4 separate regions of the Mus musculus genome follow, and regions 2, 3 and 4 are each linked to region 1. Evidence: chromatin contacts called from ENCODE Hi-C or POLR2A ChIA-PET data. All regions are on one chromosome and are shown on one strand. The core of a region is the stretch at or near the end of the contact, and the rest is flanking DNA. Distances in the headings are between cores, read along the strand shown.

What was found. A loop is a pair of places that touch in the nucleus more often than their neighbours do. ChIA-PET counts read pairs that join two places held with the same protein, here RNA polymerase II (POLR2A).
Region 2: POLR2A ChIA-PET joins it to region 1 with 17 read pairs in embryonic stem cell. The contact joins the promoter of Ell here to the promoter of Klhl26 in region 1. POLR2A ChIA-PET finds 5 or more read pairs at or near these places in 4 of 5 experiments (Patski and embryonic stem cell).
Region 3: POLR2A ChIA-PET joins it to region 1 with 13 read pairs in Patski. The contact joins the promoter of Uba52 here to the promoter of Klhl26 in region 1. A Hi-C loop is called at or near these places in 2 of 37 maps with a recorded cell type or tissue (both heart). POLR2A ChIA-PET finds 5 or more read pairs at or near these places in 4 of 5 experiments (Patski and embryonic stem cell).
Region 4: a map of heart shows a loop between it and region 1 (2.7-fold over the local background). The contact joins the promoter of Crtc1 here to the promoter of Klhl26 in region 1. A Hi-C loop is called at or near these places in 4 of 37 maps with a recorded cell type or tissue (T-helper 17 cell, heart and left cerebral cortex). POLR2A ChIA-PET finds 5 or more read pairs at or near these places in 4 of 5 experiments (Patski and embryonic stem cell).

Annotation. Positions count from the first base shown.
Region 1 is chr8:70,474,941-70,478,855 of GRCm38, reverse strand. It overlaps Klhl26 (kelch-like 26), which reads left to right and starts at 1,913. Exons shown (of 3, transcript NM_178771.3): 1 at 1,913-2,006. The coding sequence starts at 1,951.
Region 2 is chr8:70,537,714-70,541,628 of GRCm38, reverse strand. It overlaps Ell (elongation factor RNA polymerase II), which reads right to left and starts at 1,954. Exons shown (of 12, transcript NM_007924.2): 1 at 1,788-1,954. The coding sequence starts at 1,922. Gm51534 (a long non-coding RNA gene) reads left to right here and starts at 2,100. Exons shown (of 2, transcript XR_003947400.1): 1 at 2,100-2,161.
Region 3 is chr8:70,508,769-70,512,683 of GRCm38, reverse strand. Uba52 (ubiquitin A-52 residue ribosomal protein fusion product 1) reads left to right here and starts at 2,267. Exons shown (of 4, transcript NM_019883.4): 1 at 2,267-2,346; 2 at 3,050-3,163; 3 at 3,302-3,388. The coding sequence starts at 3,061. 4930522P08Rik (RIKEN cDNA 4930522P08 gene) reads right to left here and starts at 2,198. Exons shown (of 2, transcript NR_151735.1): 1 at 2,031-2,198; 2 at 84-252.
Region 4 is chr8:70,437,707-70,441,621 of GRCm38, reverse strand. It overlaps Crtc1 (CREB regulated transcription coactivator 1), which reads left to right and starts at 2,049. Exons shown (of 14, transcript NM_001004062.2): 1 at 2,049-2,189. The coding sequence starts at 2,064.

The DNA of each region.
Region 1 (3,915 bases), core at 664-3,163:
GTACCTACTGTGTTTCATTGGGTTTGGTCCTACTTGGATTTTTTAGTTTGATCCACAGGTAGTCCAGGCAGACCTTGAATTTGCTGTTTAGGCAAAGATGACCTTGAATTGATCCTCTGTCTCAGCCTCCGAGTGAGTGCTGGGGCTGCAGGCATTGGGGTGCCATGTTTGGTGGCTAGTCTTTGATTTTACCTAAAGGAGTTGTACTTTCTAGCTGACTAGCTGGATGCATTTCAACCTACTATAAGCTGAGACTCTGGTGTGGGAGGTTGTAGGCAGCCAAGCCCCTCAAGCATTGCTGCCATTTATCCTCTGAGCCTTAAGCAAGGAGGAGTGATGGAAGGGAGAGAGGAAGAAAGAACAGAAGACAGAAAATAATAAAAAAGGAAAGACAGCCAGGCATGGTGATATATATGCCTGTCATTCCAGGACTCAGAAGGGTGATGACACAGGAGGGTTCACAGTTGCAGGCCAGCCTAGGAGACACAGTCTTAACAAAAGGAAGACCTTAACAAAAGGAAAGCCTTGCACAGACATGGGCCTTTGAACCATTGCTGAGGGTTGCAAGTCTATAGCGTGCTTGAGGTAGAGGGTGTGGAGGCTGGCTTGTGTCTCTGTGGGCAGGGATTTCGGGAATGGGAGCTAGAGTATGAGGGCAGATACAGAAGGGATGGGGATTTGAGAGTGGCATTGGGCCCTGAGGTAGGAGGTTCTGAGCTTACTATATGCTGAAAACGCTGAAGCAAAGGGTTGGAAGTCAGAGGGTTGGGTTGGGTTCAGGCTGGGAAAGGGATATGGCTCGGGGCAGGATGCTAGTGAAGAGGGTCTGTGCACTCAGGGACTTTTGTTCCCTCACTCATCAGAACATGCCATCTGAGCCATCCCGCTTCTGCCAAAGATAAGCCACGCCCACATCTGTGCGCCGCCTAGCCCACACCTTGTTTGCCCCGCCCTTCATGGCACGACCTTCACAACTTAGGTTCCACATCTCCTACCAAGGCTCTTCCCCAACCCTCCCATTCTTGCAGTCCAGACCCGCCCCCTCATTATGATGAGCCCCGCCCAAGTCCCGATCCTTCTCCCAGCCCTGGCCCCGCCCAGGCACCTCCCGAACGTGGATTCGGCCCTCTTCCCATCCCAGGCATATGTTCCCAGCAGTTCTGCTCTTAATTAAAAGACCCTCCCAACCTACCCTTTGCCTCACCCCTCCGCTAACCACGCCCCTCTCGGGCTAGACACTTCCCATCATCATCCTGGGCTCCTTCCCTCCTCTAGGGGCGGCTCCAGTCTTCCTCCACTTTTCTTCTGGTCCAGCATATATCTAACACCAAGAATGACCCTCAGGCCGCCTTCCCCTTCCTGGTTATGTTGGGAAGTAACATGGTTCCATTTCCCGCATAGGCCTTCCAGCCACTCTCTCCACAGCCAAGACTCGCCCCTCTCCAAACTCAGGCCCTACCATACCTTGGAGCCAACCTTTTCTCCCACAGAACTTTTCTTCCACAGGTCTCTTCCCTCCTTTACATAGGCCCCGCCCCTCTTTAGGTCATGTCCTGCTTGAATCACCTTTCTCAGACCCCTCCCTTCTGAGGGCCATGACGTCTTCAACCCTTACCCCCACTTCAGGTACTATCTTCCTTAGGTCCGCTCTTAGGCCATGCTTATAATTCTTATTGCACGCCTCCAGGGTTTTAAGCGCCACTTCTCTTCAAGGCTCCGCCCCAATCCCCGCCTACCTCTTTGGCCCCTGGTCTTTCAGGCTCCTCCCCCTCACTTTCTTTGGCCTTACTCGATGTTCTTCTCCGACCTGCTCTCCTCAGGCCCCGCCCCTGATCCCAAGCTCCGCCCACCACTCGAGTCCCTCCCTCCTTCTCAGCGGCTCCGCCCGCTGCCCCGGGCCCCGATCTCCCGATCAGCGCGCCGCCCCATCGCTCGGGCGCGCGGCGGAAGATGGCGGAGTCCGGTGGCAGCAGCGGCTCTAGTCAGAGCCCCGAGCGCCCGAGCAGGTGAGTCCTACGCCTCTGTTGGCATGCACCACTTGGCTCGGGCGGGGCCGACCCGGGGCCGCCGGGGGCGTGGACGTTCCGAGTCCCTGTCGTTAAGGTCCTGAGCTATGGCGTAGGCCTGAGGGCAGGCTGAGGCCCGGCTTCCTGGGAGCTGCGAGCCCGGGGCTGAAGGGGTTCGGGGAAGGTGACGTGGGAAGCTCCACAAGGACCCTGGGGCCCGGGAGGGAGCCGAGGCGTTCGTGAAGGGAGCACTGAGACCACCTGGTTACCTCCACAGGTCCTGATGGCAGGGAACAAGAGGCCTAGGCATGTCTGGAGGGGAACACTGAGGCCAGTCACCTAGGAGCCTGGACATGTCTGAGGAAGACACTGAGGCCAGTCACCTAGGGGCCTGGACATGTCTGGGGAGACACTGAGGCCAGTCACCTAGGGGCCTGGACATGTCTGGGAGACACTGAGGCCACTGGGAGACCTCAACAGGTTCTATTTGTCAGAAAATTGTCTAGGGGCTTGATAGGTGAACAAGGGACTTGGGCATGCCGTGAGGGGACACTGAGGCAACCTTGGGGGCCCCAGCAGATCCATCATGATGGCCAGGGAGTCTCAGGGACTGTGAGAGGTCGGGATGTATTTGTGGAGTTTGAGCACTGTGAGAGAAGATACTCAAGAGTATAGGGTCTTTCTTTAAGACCCCCTTCCTTCCACCCTTCATAGGGTTTAAATACCCCTCCCCTCACTCTAAACGTTTGAATTGGAGGTCTTGCCCTCAGATATTGGGTCCACGTTCACCCCTTTTAGTTAAATGAGGTCACCCTTTTTCCTGGTCAACTCTGAAGGTGGGTTCCTTGAACTTGGGAATTTGCATAAAGATGGCAAGTATTTTTAAATATTTGTTTTATTTTGGTTTTTCAAGACAAGGAATCTTATAGCTGGTCTCACAGATGCCATATAGCTGAGGATAACATCAAACTGCTGGTTATCTTTCCTCAACCCGAATGATCAAGATGACAGGCATGCATCTCTATTCCTGTGGTGCATGCTAGGTGAGGACTCTACTACTGGGTCATATGCCTGCCCTCTACCCATCCTATTTTTAAGATAGTGACTGATTTGTATAGCATAGGCCAACCTTGAACTCAAAAACTTTCTGTTGCAATACATTTTTGTGAATTGATCTGGAGTCTCAGGGGAAGAGCACCTACCGGTCTTAGGGAACTCTCTTAGGGAGCACTCACACCCTCCATTTTCACATTAACCCAGAGCCAGGAACCCCTGCCCTGAGACAGCCACCACCCTTGTGAGATCAAGGAGGAAATTCAGTCTGTAAATGGTTTGGGAATAAACCGAAGCCAAGGGCACTGGGCCTAATGATAACGAACAAAGTTGGCCCTCAGGCAGGCCGGAGGGCAGGGAAAGATCTGGTGGCCTGTGGATCTGAGTTGAGCATTAGGACTGGAGGGAAGATGCTGATTAGGGAAACCCTGCTACCACCTAGAGGAGGCATTGGCCCTGCCTGTTACCAGAGCAGCTGGAAGCTTCAGAGTGAGGTCAGAGCAAACCAGGGACTCCATACAGGCCATCGGCAACTGCAGAAACTGGGCGCTCTGGCCACAGAAGAGTGAGTGGCAGCACACTGGGGCATGACAGAGTGGTGGCCCAGGACTGAAGGTCTGTAACAGGGGTAGATCATGGAGTCATTGGGGAATGAGTGGGCAGGGCCTAGGAGCCAGATAAAAGGGGACGGCTGGCAGGCCAGTAGTGGCACATGCCTTTAATCCCAGCACTTGGGAGGCAGAGGCAGGCAGATTTCTGTGTTTGAGGCTAGCCTGGTCTACAAAGTGAGTTCCAGGACAACCAGGACTATACAGAGAAACCCTGTCTTGAAACGCCCCCCCCCCCCAAAAAAAGA
Region 2 (3,915 bases), core at 705-3,204, 63 kb before region 1:
ATCTCCGAGAGCTAGAGACCAGTATGTTCTACCTGGCAAGATCCAGGACAACCAGGATTACTTAAAAAACAAGAAACAGAGCCGGGCCGTGGTGGTACAGAGAAACCCTGTCTCAAAAAAACAAAAACAAAACAAAACAAAACAACCCCAAGAAACAAACTATATGCGTCTCTGAAGCTGGGCTGGTGGTGGTTCCTGCCTGCCACCTTGGCACCTAGAGTCAAGAGTCATGGGTTTGACAGCAGCCTAGGATAGAGTGAAGCTCTGATGCTGACCACAGATTACACTCCAAAGTCGCCTTGCCAGTAAGTGCCCTGTCAGCTTTCCAGATAAACACAGGTTTGGACTGTCCCAAAACTGAATGCTGTCAGCCACAAGACACAGAGTCCCTTATGGTTGGTAGTCAAACAGCTAGACACAACTGGCTTCCTCAGGGCCCGAGCACAGTGGCCTGCAATTCCACAAGTGCCCTCACAAGAGGAAGACCAGGCTTCGATAGGGGATGTAATGCACAGCAAAATTAAAAATAACAGTATGACAGCGGTGCTGGAGAAGGCTGTAGGGGTGGCAGAGCAAGGGCCAGCGACTGCCACCAGGTACCAAGTTCACCTGACAGCAGTGACTCATGCTCTGGCCCAGCTGTTTCTGAGAAAAGCCCTGGTTCTCCAGGACTAGTCAGAATGGCCCAAGGGGAAAGACTACAGGTTGGAATTCTAACCAGGAAGAGTGGCTGGGCTGGTCACTCAGTGGCTGCCACCCAAATCCTCACCACCTCTTCCTTCTCACCTGCAGGGGCACTTTCTGCCCCTTTTGACAAGGGAAGAAGGACTTTTTCCAAAGAGATTCAACCTGTTCTAGGAAGGAAAAAACTAAAACCCGGGCACGGGCAGGAAGTGGCTCAAAGAAGTGAAGGGAAGACATGCAGGAAGAGGTAGGCTCCCCAGATCACTGAATGGGGAATAAATTCCTGGCTTGGCCAATGGTGCAGCACATGTCCTGGGCAGGAAGAAAACCACATTCTTTCCTAGTTACTCTCTGTTCACTCGACCGCGTCAACACCCCCCGAGCCAGCACAGGCAAACACACATCCCAGACACAGACTCAACACCCCAGTCACTTTAGTAAGATGAACCCTCAAGCCACTTCCCCTGGGGTCCTGCAACTTCTGTCTCAGTGGATGGATGCAGGGTGATACCGTGGCTTGGGTGGGGCATCAAGGTGTGACCCAGAGTGAGGCACAGGAAAGAGGGACACAGCCAGGATCCCTAACCCCACTCCCAAGCCAGGAGGCAGTACCAAAAAGCCTGGAATTTCTCCCAGATGAAGAGTGGAAAATGGAGAGACCAAGTGTGGTGGCTACAGTTGCCTCCTGCTGAGTGCCCAGGGGAGGAAGCCCCCATGGCTAACACAACCACCTCCGTCGGTGAGAAAAACACAACAGCCTTGTCCAAAATATCCAGGGAAACAGGGTTACAAGAGTGGCAGGATCTGGGGCCAGGCAGTAAGTTTCTGTCAAACTACCCCTTCTATGAGTGGATCCAAACACACCTGTCATCCCAGCACTTAAGAACCTAAGGCAGGAGGATGGCCGTCAGTTCAGGGACAACCTGAGCTACATAGAAAGGACCTATTTTTAAAAAAAGAGACAAGAGTAGAGCCAACCTGAAGGATGTCACTGGGGCTGGTCAAGGTATCGCCAGGTGTGGACGCGCGGCCTTGTCCCCCACAGGTCCCCGCAAGTGTCTCCCCACGGCGCAGCCTACCCGCCAGGACGCCGCAAAGCTCACCTGGTGGGCCCGGTAGCTTTCAAAAGCCTTCAAAGCACTGTCGGTGAGCTTCACGTGGAACACCGACACCCTGCTGCCGTCGCTCACGCGCCCACACGACAACCCGTAACTCCTAGCCTCCTTCAGCGCCGCCATCTTGCAACCATCACTCCCCCGCCCCCCTCCTCAGCGACTGCGCCCGCACGCCGGCCTGACCCGCCCCGCCCCGCCGCGCCGCCCGCCGACGTGCTGCATTATTCATGAGGCCAGCATAGCCACGCCCCACTCCGGGCGCGCGTGCCTTCTTTGACAGAGCTGAGGAACATTTTGCCTCGGGCCCGCACAGATGGCCACGCCCCCAAGCACTTACAGGCCCGCTCTCGGGACCGGAGACTGTGAGTCTTGCTGTATTATTCAAGAAGAGAGGTTAGCCACGCCTTCCCGCGCGCTCCAAACCCGCCTTCAAAAACTAACCACAGCGCAACTGGCCACTCCCTAAGGGTCTCGCGAGGCCAGTCATAGCCTTAAAACAGCTCTTCAGAGCTCTCTAAGAAACTTCCCTCCCTTGCAAACAACTCCCATGCGCGTGCGCCAGTTCACAGACAGGCTCCTCCTACCTGACGACTCCTCCTGCATTATTCATGAGACGAAGGCAGCCTCGACCCCAAGACTGCAGGAAACCCATCCTCATCCCAAACCCAGCAAAGCCCTCTCAGCCTCGCGACCTGTCGCGTGAGTGTGTTATTTATGAGAAACTGGCCGTGATCTCCGACGTGTTGGTAGACTGCCAGGCCGCGACGACGAACACGTTTGTTCGCAGTTGCCAGCCAGATCTAGATGGTCACTCATATGCAGCGAGCCCACCCCGCCCCCAGTGAAAAAAAAATCACCTTAAAGAAACATATTTAGCCACGCCTACACGCGTTGAAGCCCGCCTCCTCTACCAGCCCTATGCCACGCCCCCAAACGCCCATGGAACCCTGCGTCACCGAGGAACTGCTCCCCAAGCGCTCCGCGTTTGGCCACGCCCCCAAACTCCCGTAAAGCCCGCCTACCGACTTGCTGTATTATTCATGAAGCAGGCGTGGCCACTCCCCCACCCCGTGCTTGCTGATTTTCCCAGACCACCGCTTGCCCGCCAAACGCCCAACTGATACGCCCCCCGCAGTCGCAGGGTCTGCCCTACTTCAGTTCATGCACTGGGCTACATAGTCAGACCCCAAGCTCCCGAGGCCCTCCCCAGAAGCCTCAGCCGCTGGGCAAGCTGAGTTATTCAGGAGTTGCCGCTGCCGCGTTTCAAAAACCAATTTTCAAGGGTTTCCCACCCAACTGACTTAAGATCCCTGACCGCTTGACCGACGTGGCCTATTCCCCACCCGCTCATAAGTATAAGAGCTGACGGTTCCATCTTTCCAAGCTCCTAACCTCGCCGCTACATGTGTTACTCATGAACCCTTAACACTTGAACTTGGGCCTTTCAGCTTGATATTTATGCTTTTTTTCCGCGTTCCTTGGGTGGAGTCTAGGCACAGCTCTCCAGAGGGTCAAGTGCCAGGCCTGCTCGCACCAGGACGGAGTGGGCGTCTGTTGAGGCTTGTGGTGGGCGTGGTTACATAAACCAAGTGGGCGTGGGCTTGCCCGGTCCAGCTAATAGGGGGGATCCCCAGAACCAGGGCAAGAACTGTGGAAACAGGATGAAGTGCTGATTATGTCTGATGCTAAAAGTTCAACAACTGGATGAATATCCCACACGTCACGCGCTGGTTTTCCAATAAACAACTCTTAACGCAACATCCAACACGTACTCAATGTTGCACAACCGACACCACTGACTGTTCCAGAATATTTCTATCAAAGGAAAGCCTGGTCCTCATTTGCAGTTTTTCCTGTTCCCTCTCTGTCACCTGGCAACTCTGATCTGCTTGTCTTTGTGGGTATTTCATAGTGCGGTCCTACAACCTGAGGCCTTTGAGGTGTGATTGTTGTCAAGGATCATCAATTGGTGATGAATCAGAGCTTCGTTCCTTTTTGATGACTATGTAATATTTTGGTGTGTGTAATTAACAGCTTCTCTTACTCATGTGATGATCAGCATCAATTACTGCTGCTCACTGCTTACCTGTGGACACTTTTGTTTTTGTTTTAAGAT
Region 3 (3,915 bases), core at 1,018-3,517, 33 kb before region 1:
TCCCAGGACAAATGGGACTCTACTGGACTTCATGGCACCAGTCATTTTAATGGTACACCAACACAAAAAGGCAACACATTCATACACATAAAAAATAAATATTTTTAGGGTTGCTGAGATGGCTCAGAGGTTAAGAGGCTGCTTTTGGAAGAGGAAGTGGTTCAATTCTCAGTATCCACAGTCATCAGTAACTGCATTTCCATATCAGCACACTCTTCTGGTCTCTATGAGCACAGCATTCATGTGGTACACCTAAAACACGATAAACATGCCAGGCACATGCCAGGCGGTGGTGGAGCACGCCTTTAATCCCAGCACTCGGGAGGCAGAGGCAGGCGGATTTCTGGCCAGCTTGGTCTACAAACTGAGTGCCAGGACTACACAGAGAAACCCTGTCTTGAAAAAAACAAACAAACAAAACCACCACGATAAACATGTATGTACTTTCTGAGTCATTAAAAGTGTCTTCTTGGAGGTATTTTCTACCTGGTAATAGGTGGGGAAGCAGACCAGGGCCTTGCTCGGCCAGCATTAGAGAAGTAGATGGGAATAAAGACAGACCCACAACTGGACAGTGTGCAGGGTGAAACCTTGGAGTAGGGATAGAGAACACCAAATAACAGGACCTCTAAACCCAGCATGGCTAACAGGTATGAACTCAAGACTGGTGGCATGCACAGGACCCGTGGGGGTCTAAGCCAGAAAAGGGCCACAGTGCTAAGAGGGGAAGACAACTCAACCCTAATTCAGAAGCTATCTCCAATTGACAGCCATTCACAAATGGAAAATTATCTTCTCCAACAGAGTCTTACTGGATATACCAAGCACACTTTAAGGGCAGGCCACAAAATGAACTCAACAGTAGTTTTGGAGGTGTTTGCCTCATGCTGTTTGGACCTTTTGGTTGCATGTTATGGTTTCCAACTTTGTTTTACAAATGTGTGAGCTTATGCCTGTGTTTCTCATCCTATTCTGGTTTTGTTTTATTTGCCTGTTTCTTTTCTAATTAAAAAAGAAAAAATGTGTGGCTTTGAGTGGGTAGGGACCTGGGGAGAATCTGGGGCGTCGTCTTGAAGGAAATCCTGATAAGTCTATACTATATGGGGAAAAAGAGCCTACTTTCAATTAAAAAAAAAAAAGTCATTTTCCCAGTTACCTCCACATCTGCTTTTTGCCTGGTGCACTGGGAAATAGTTAAGAAACGAAGAGCCACACAGCCAAGCTCATAGGAAAGTTAGCTCTGCAAGGTCTCGTGATTGTACTGCTTGTCTGAAACAGGAGCTCACTGCGGATGCTCCACTTTGTGGACCACAGTGGCCTTGAACTTCCAGAAATCCGGGGCCTCTGTCCCCCAACTGCTAGGATTCATTTCTTTTTTTTTGTTTGTTTGTTTTTTTTTTGTTTTTCGAGACAGGGTTTCTCTGTGTAGCCCTGGCTGTCCTGGAACTCACTCTGTAGACCAGGCTGGCCTCGATCTCAGAAATTCACCTGCCTCTGCCTCCCAAGTGCTGGGATTAAAGACGTGCGCCACCACGCCCGGCCTAGGATTCATTTCTATTGCCTGTGCGCGCCGGTTAAAGCTGGCGAACAACTCGGGTCGGTCCTCTCCCTCCACCATGATGGTAACGTGCCTTTACCCGCTGAGTCTTCTCATTGGCTTTGGAGAAAGCGGCTTACTCTGTTTTGTTTTGTTTTTTGGTTTTTCGAGACAGGGTTTCTCTGTGTAGCCCTGGCTGTCCTGGCACTCACTGTGTAGACCAGGCTGGCCTCGAACTCAGAAATCCGCCTGCCTCTGCCTCCCGAGTGCTGGGATTAAAGGCGTGCGCCACCATGCTCGGCCTAGGATTCATTTCTATTGCCTGTGCGCGCCGGTTAAAGCTGGCGAACAACTCGGGTCGGTCCTCTCCCTCCACCGTGATGGTGATGGTAACGTGCCTTTACCCGCTGAGTCTTCTCATTGGCTTTGGAGAAAGCGGCTTACTCTGAACCCCAGCCGACTGGTAGGTAGCGCGGGCTAGCCTAGTACTCACCGCGGTCCGCCTGTTGCGGTGACAGCACAACGCCTCAATTACACAAAAACCTGTCCCCGCCGCGAAGGCAGCGGAGAAGGCTCCCGCAGGAGCTGCTATCACTCATGTGTTAAGCTCCACCCGGAAGCGGCTCCAGACAGAACGACTATTCTCGCCAGGACCCAACATGGCGCCCGGCGAAGCCCGGGGCGGGACGACATGCGGCGCGGATTGTGACGTAAACGCGCAGCGTGCTCAGTGCGCAGGCGCTCTCAGAGGAGACTAGGGGGTTTCCGGTTCCGCTGTCCTCTTTCTCTTCAACGAGGCGGCCGAGCGGGTTGGTGCCGTCCGCGTCGCGGCTGGGCTGTTGGCGGCTGGGCCTGGGCGGGGACGCGGCGGGGGTCGGCGAGGCGACTGTAGGGGTTCGCGGGCGCCGCTTCGGCGTCGTGCATGTTCGGTGGGACTCGGCCGCCAGGACCTGGGCGCGCGGCGGGCACGCGGCAGTGCAGCCCGGGCGCTGCGGGCGGAAGACCAAGGGCACTGACCTGAGCTCCAGGGCGAGTTCTGGGCCTAGCCTGAGATACAATGCGCGTTTGGGTCCAGTGTTGGCTGCAGAGGGAGTTCAGGGCCAGCCTGTGCTTGGGGGGGGGTGGTTGTGGCCCCCAAGGCTGGAAAGTTTGCCTGGGTTAAACTTCGTCTTAAAAAAAAAAAAAGGCTAAACTGTGCGTGGCGGTGAACTGCTCTCACCTCAGCACCTGAGAAGCAGGGCATAGTTGAGTCCAGCCGGCCCTATTGAGAAGAAACCTTTGCTGTCCGATCCTTCAGTTGGAAGGCACTCTTGCTGGGGTGGCAAGCTGTTGGGTAGGATTTCCCGACCCACCGGGTGGTGGTGACTGGCAGAGTGGGACTGCTGAGCCGTAGTCCGCAGCAGGATTTGGCTTTTTGGTAGTAAAGGTAACTAAGAAATAAGCAGTCTTAGGTGGTTAGTAGAAGCCGACGGACCTCTGTCTTTTACTCATGCGTCTCCTTCTGATGTGTAGCAGACGCCAACATGCAGATCTTCGTGAAGACCCTGACGGGCAAGACCATCACTCTTGAGGTCGAGCCCAGTGACACCATCGAGAATGTCAAGGCCAAGATCCAAGACAAGGAAGGTGGGCTGTGCTGTTCAGGGCGTTCTCCTACGGGTGGGAGCGCTTAAGGATCTTGGTCTGCTCGTCTCTTGAGTGAATGGGGTCTAACCAGCTTCTGCAGGAAGGAGTTGTGGCCAACCTGGTTTCTCTCGTGCACAGGCATCCCACCTGACCAGCAGAGGCTGATATTCGCGGGCAAACAGCTGGAGGATGGCCGCACCCTGTCCGACTACAACATCCAGAAAGGTAAGGGCTGTTTTGCTTGTCTGGTATTGTAGGTGGGGGCTGGCGTCCGACTGCTATTGCGGTCGTTGGCATGGTTGACTTACGTATTTACTGTGGGTATTTATTTGTGATGGCTCTGAGGCAAAGGGCAGAAGACCACTTTTCTAGCCTTGTGTGGGCTGAAGGGATTGAGCCCAGCTCACCAGACTCACCTGGCTGCCCCTACTTACCAAACCTTTACTTTGGTTTTGTTTTTGTTGTTTGCTTTGAGGCTAAGTGTCAACTTAGACCCAGGCTGTTTGGAACTCGTGGTAGCTCATGTTAGCCTCAAACCCATCGGAGCCATGCTGTCATCTACTTAATCCCATGTTCCAAGTCCCTGTCATATTCACACACACGTTCTGTGCATCTCTGTGTAGCACTGACTATTCTGTTGCTTCCCATGTGCTCAGATTAAAGGTGTGTGCTGTCACATCTGCTTGCCTGTTCTCTGTGTGGGTGTGAGAGCCTGAAATGTGGAGCACTGGGGGTTGGGGGTGCCGGTGTGT
Region 4 (3,915 bases), core at 800-3,299, 37 kb after region 1:
GTTACCTGCTGACCTCTACTCCCTCCCAGCCCATGTCTGCTCTGTTCTCCTGTGTCTGTGATGGGTTCCCTTCAGACCAGAGTAAATGGCAGAGACAGCTGGTGTTTATCAATGCACATTAATTTCACTAAAGCCTTCTAAAGCCATGGGAGACAGCCAGGATCACAGTCAGAGCCCAATTATAGCCAGGGGTCCCCCTTCCAGGCAGCTGTAGGCTTTGTCTGTGCCTTTGACCTCTCAGGACAATAGTGAGAACTAGCTGGTAGACAGAAGTGTGTCCCATCTCCCCTCTTCCTGGCAGAGATGGTGGTCTCAGGCATTGCCAGGTAGGAAAGATGGACCTAAGTAAATTTGGAAGGACACAATGGCCCCAGTAGCGGAAAGGCCTGTGTCTCCAGCTTCACACAGTTCAAAGTCTTACCACCTTGAGGCTCTGTTTTCCTCTGTGTGGTCTGGGTTTCATACAGTCTCCTTCAGCACAGCATGTGTGTGTGTGTGCATGTGTGCCACAGACATGTGTGCCTTTTTCTGATCCCTTCTACTTCTTCATGTGAAGCAGAGCATCCCACTGAATGGAACGTGAGGCTCCCCTTTCAGTAGAGTGATTGGCCAGTCCCCTATCTGCAGCACTCAATGGCCACGCCAAACTTTAATGTGTGTGCCTGTACAGCAAATGCTAGCATAACGGAGCCTTCTCTCTAGCTCTATTTGTTTTTATTTATTTATTGCTTGCTTTTCTTTTCTTTTTTTTTTTTCTGAGGCAGGGTTTCTCTGTGTAGCCCTGACTGGGTAATCGCTTTGTAGACCAGGCTGGCCTTGAACTCAAAGAGAACTGCCTGCCTCTGCTGGGATTAAAGGCACGTGCCACTATGCCTGACCTTAGCTCTCTAATTTTTCTTTCTTTCTTTTTTTTCAAGACAGGGTTTCTCTGTAGTCCTGGCTGTCCTGGAACTCACTCTGTAGACTAGGCTGGCCTGGAACTCAGAAGTCTGCCTGCCTCTGCCTCCTGAATACTGGGATTAAAGGTGTGTGCCACCACTGCCTGGCAATATTTTTAAATTTAAAACATTTATCTATGTATCTCTGTGTGTGTGTGTGTGTGTGTGTGTGTGTGTGTGTGCACATGCTATGTGTATATTTAACTTCTTGCCAAGGCCAGAAGAGGGCGTTGGATTTCTAGAACCTTAGTTGCAAGGGCATATGAGCTATTCCATGGGATCACAAAGTCAGGTCTTTCTCGAGGACAGCAGGTGCCCTTAGTCTCTGAGCAATCTTTCCATCTTTCCAGAGAGCCCCCCCCCATTTGTCTTTTTTTCTCCGTGTCCTGTGTCACAGGCTGGTTTGAACTCACTCTACAGGTAAGGGTGGCTTGAATTCCCCATCCCCTTGGCTCCAGCTGGTCGTACCATCATGGCCAGTACTGTCTTTTTTCTTAGAAGGCGCAGCACATTTCTCCCATTTGAAACTTTATTATAAGTGTGGTGTGTGTGTGTGTGTGTGTGTGTGTGTGTGTGTGTGTGTGTGTGTGTATTGCTGGGGACCGAACCCCGGCTTCTGTGTGCCAAGTCAGGCTCTGCCCAGGAACTGTACTTTGGGACCCCTGCTCAATTCCTGGTAGGAAGTCTGCTCCCTTCCCCGGCTGTGTAGCCCAGGGCCCACTCTGTTCATGCCTGTGCCCTGGAATACAGCAGGCGCGCCAACAAGTCCTCAGCGAATGCTGGAGTCCAGTGAATGCAGGCATCAGTTCTGCCGTGTCCTCTGCCACTCAAGTCCCTCGCTGATGGGACAGGACCCGGACCGCTGTCCAGCGAACCACGCGCACTGCAGTGCGCCTGCGTAGGCACGCCCCTCCCAGGCTCCCGACGCGTTGCCCAGGCACGCGCAGGCGTGTTCACCCCAACGCCACACGCCTCTCCCGCGCGCCGGCGCCACGCTCTGGGCCGTGCTTGCGCCTGCGCGTTCTCTCCGGCCGTGGGCCCGGCCGGCGCCTGCGCGGTGGCTCCCGAGAGTGGGGGGGGCCAGGAGGTGGAGGAGGAGTAGGAGTAGGAGGAGGCGGCGAGAAGATGGCGACTTCGAACAATCCGCGGAAATTTAGCGAGAAGATCGCACTGCACAACCAGAAGCAGGCGGAGGAGACGGCGGCCTTCGAGGAGGTCATGAAGGACCTGAGCCTGACGCGGGCCGCGCGGGTGAGAGCGCGGGGGAGGGGAGGGGAGGAGGGAGGGGAGGAGGAAGAGACGCGGGGGCGGGGCTGCGGCCGCCGCAGGTGTCCCCACGCCGCCACAGCGCTGAGCGGCTGCTCGCGAGATTGCTCTTTGGACTTGACAGGTGGTCCCATCGCAGCTACCTGAGTGGACTGGTGTCATCTATTATTGTTGTCTGAGGGGACATGTGCCATCATCATAGCTATCAGAATGGACACGTGTCACCCCCCTGATTGCTACCTGATGGTACAGGGACTGCATCATTGCTACCTCGTAGGACCTACGACTCCATCATTGCTACCTGAGGGGGCAGGTGTCACCCTTCATTGCTACCTGGTGGGGCAGGTGTCACCCTTCATTGCTACCTGGTGGGATAGGTGCCACCATCTTTGCTACCTTCAGGGAGAGTTGTTCCCTTAGTGTTATCTGTGTGGATAAGTGGCCCCATTGTTGCTACCTTGAGGGGATAGTTGTCACCCTTTATGCTACTTGAGTGGACAGGTCTCCATTAATGCTACCTGAGTGGACGGTTGTCACCCTTCATTGTTACCTAAAGGAAAGGGGTCCTTTCATCGTTATTTGAGGGCACAGTTGTCACTCCATTGGCACCTGAGGAGGAGGTGATACTGTATCATTGTCACCTGTGCCTTCCTTGGTACTCCTACTTCTGCCGTGAAGGAGATGTTATCCCTCCTGGATAGCTGAGGATATCCCTCCTCCATGTTTGGAGTCAGCATAGAGGTGGCTGCTTGGTTCCCATGCATGACAGGGAACAGCTGCCAACAGACTGGGTGGCTGGGCCATTTGACAGGCATAGCTGGCCTTGCTAGGTTCTTGGCCAAGTGGAGTGGATGCGGAGCCTTATCCTTCCATGTCAAGTGTGTGTCATCAGACTTTCCTCAAGGGTGAAGGAGGTGATGCTGGTGTGTGGCATGTTCTGCACACCCTCAGACCTGGGTTCTGAGTCCCATGTGACCTGCCAGGGGTACTTACATGAGGCTTGGATTCATCAGTGGGCACCTTTGGGTCAGGTAATCTTATAGTCAGTTGCTTGTTTCTCCAAGATTGTGGCATCGTAGGCGAAAGTGAGTGATTGAATGTGGTGGTTTTCTCACTTTCAATCAGACTCTGTCCCCAAAGCCCTCGGGGCGGGGGAGGGGGGTGAAGGGGGGCATGTTCTCCCTCAGTGTATTGAGAAAGGCATTGAGAAAGGGCAATGAATGAACAAATAAACAGTGTATCATCTGCCGGGTGGAGATGGTGGTGCACAACTAATCCCAGCACTCGGGAGGCAGAGGCAGGATGATCTCTGAGTCCAAGGCCAGCCTGGTCTACAGAGTGAGTTCCAGGGCAGCAGGAGCTACACAGAGAAATCCTGTCTCCAAAAGCCAAACCAAAACAAACAAAAAGTGTTACCATCCCTGTGTTACTTACAGGGCAGTTGAGTTTGCTTCTTGTTTCTAGCACATAGTAGGTGTCTGCATACAGTTGGTGTCAAATGTTTGCAGTGTAACCAGAACAAAGAGTTTCATAGTTGACGTTTTGATGGACATCTGGTTTCTTCCTGGGATTGAGAGTGAATGATGTGGAGGAGGTGACTGAGGCAAGGCCTCGTGTAGCACAGATGAGCCTTGATCTCACTGAGGAGCTGAGGATGCCTTTGGATGCTCCTGCCTGCACTTCCTGAGCCCTTAGAGGTTCTGCAAGGATG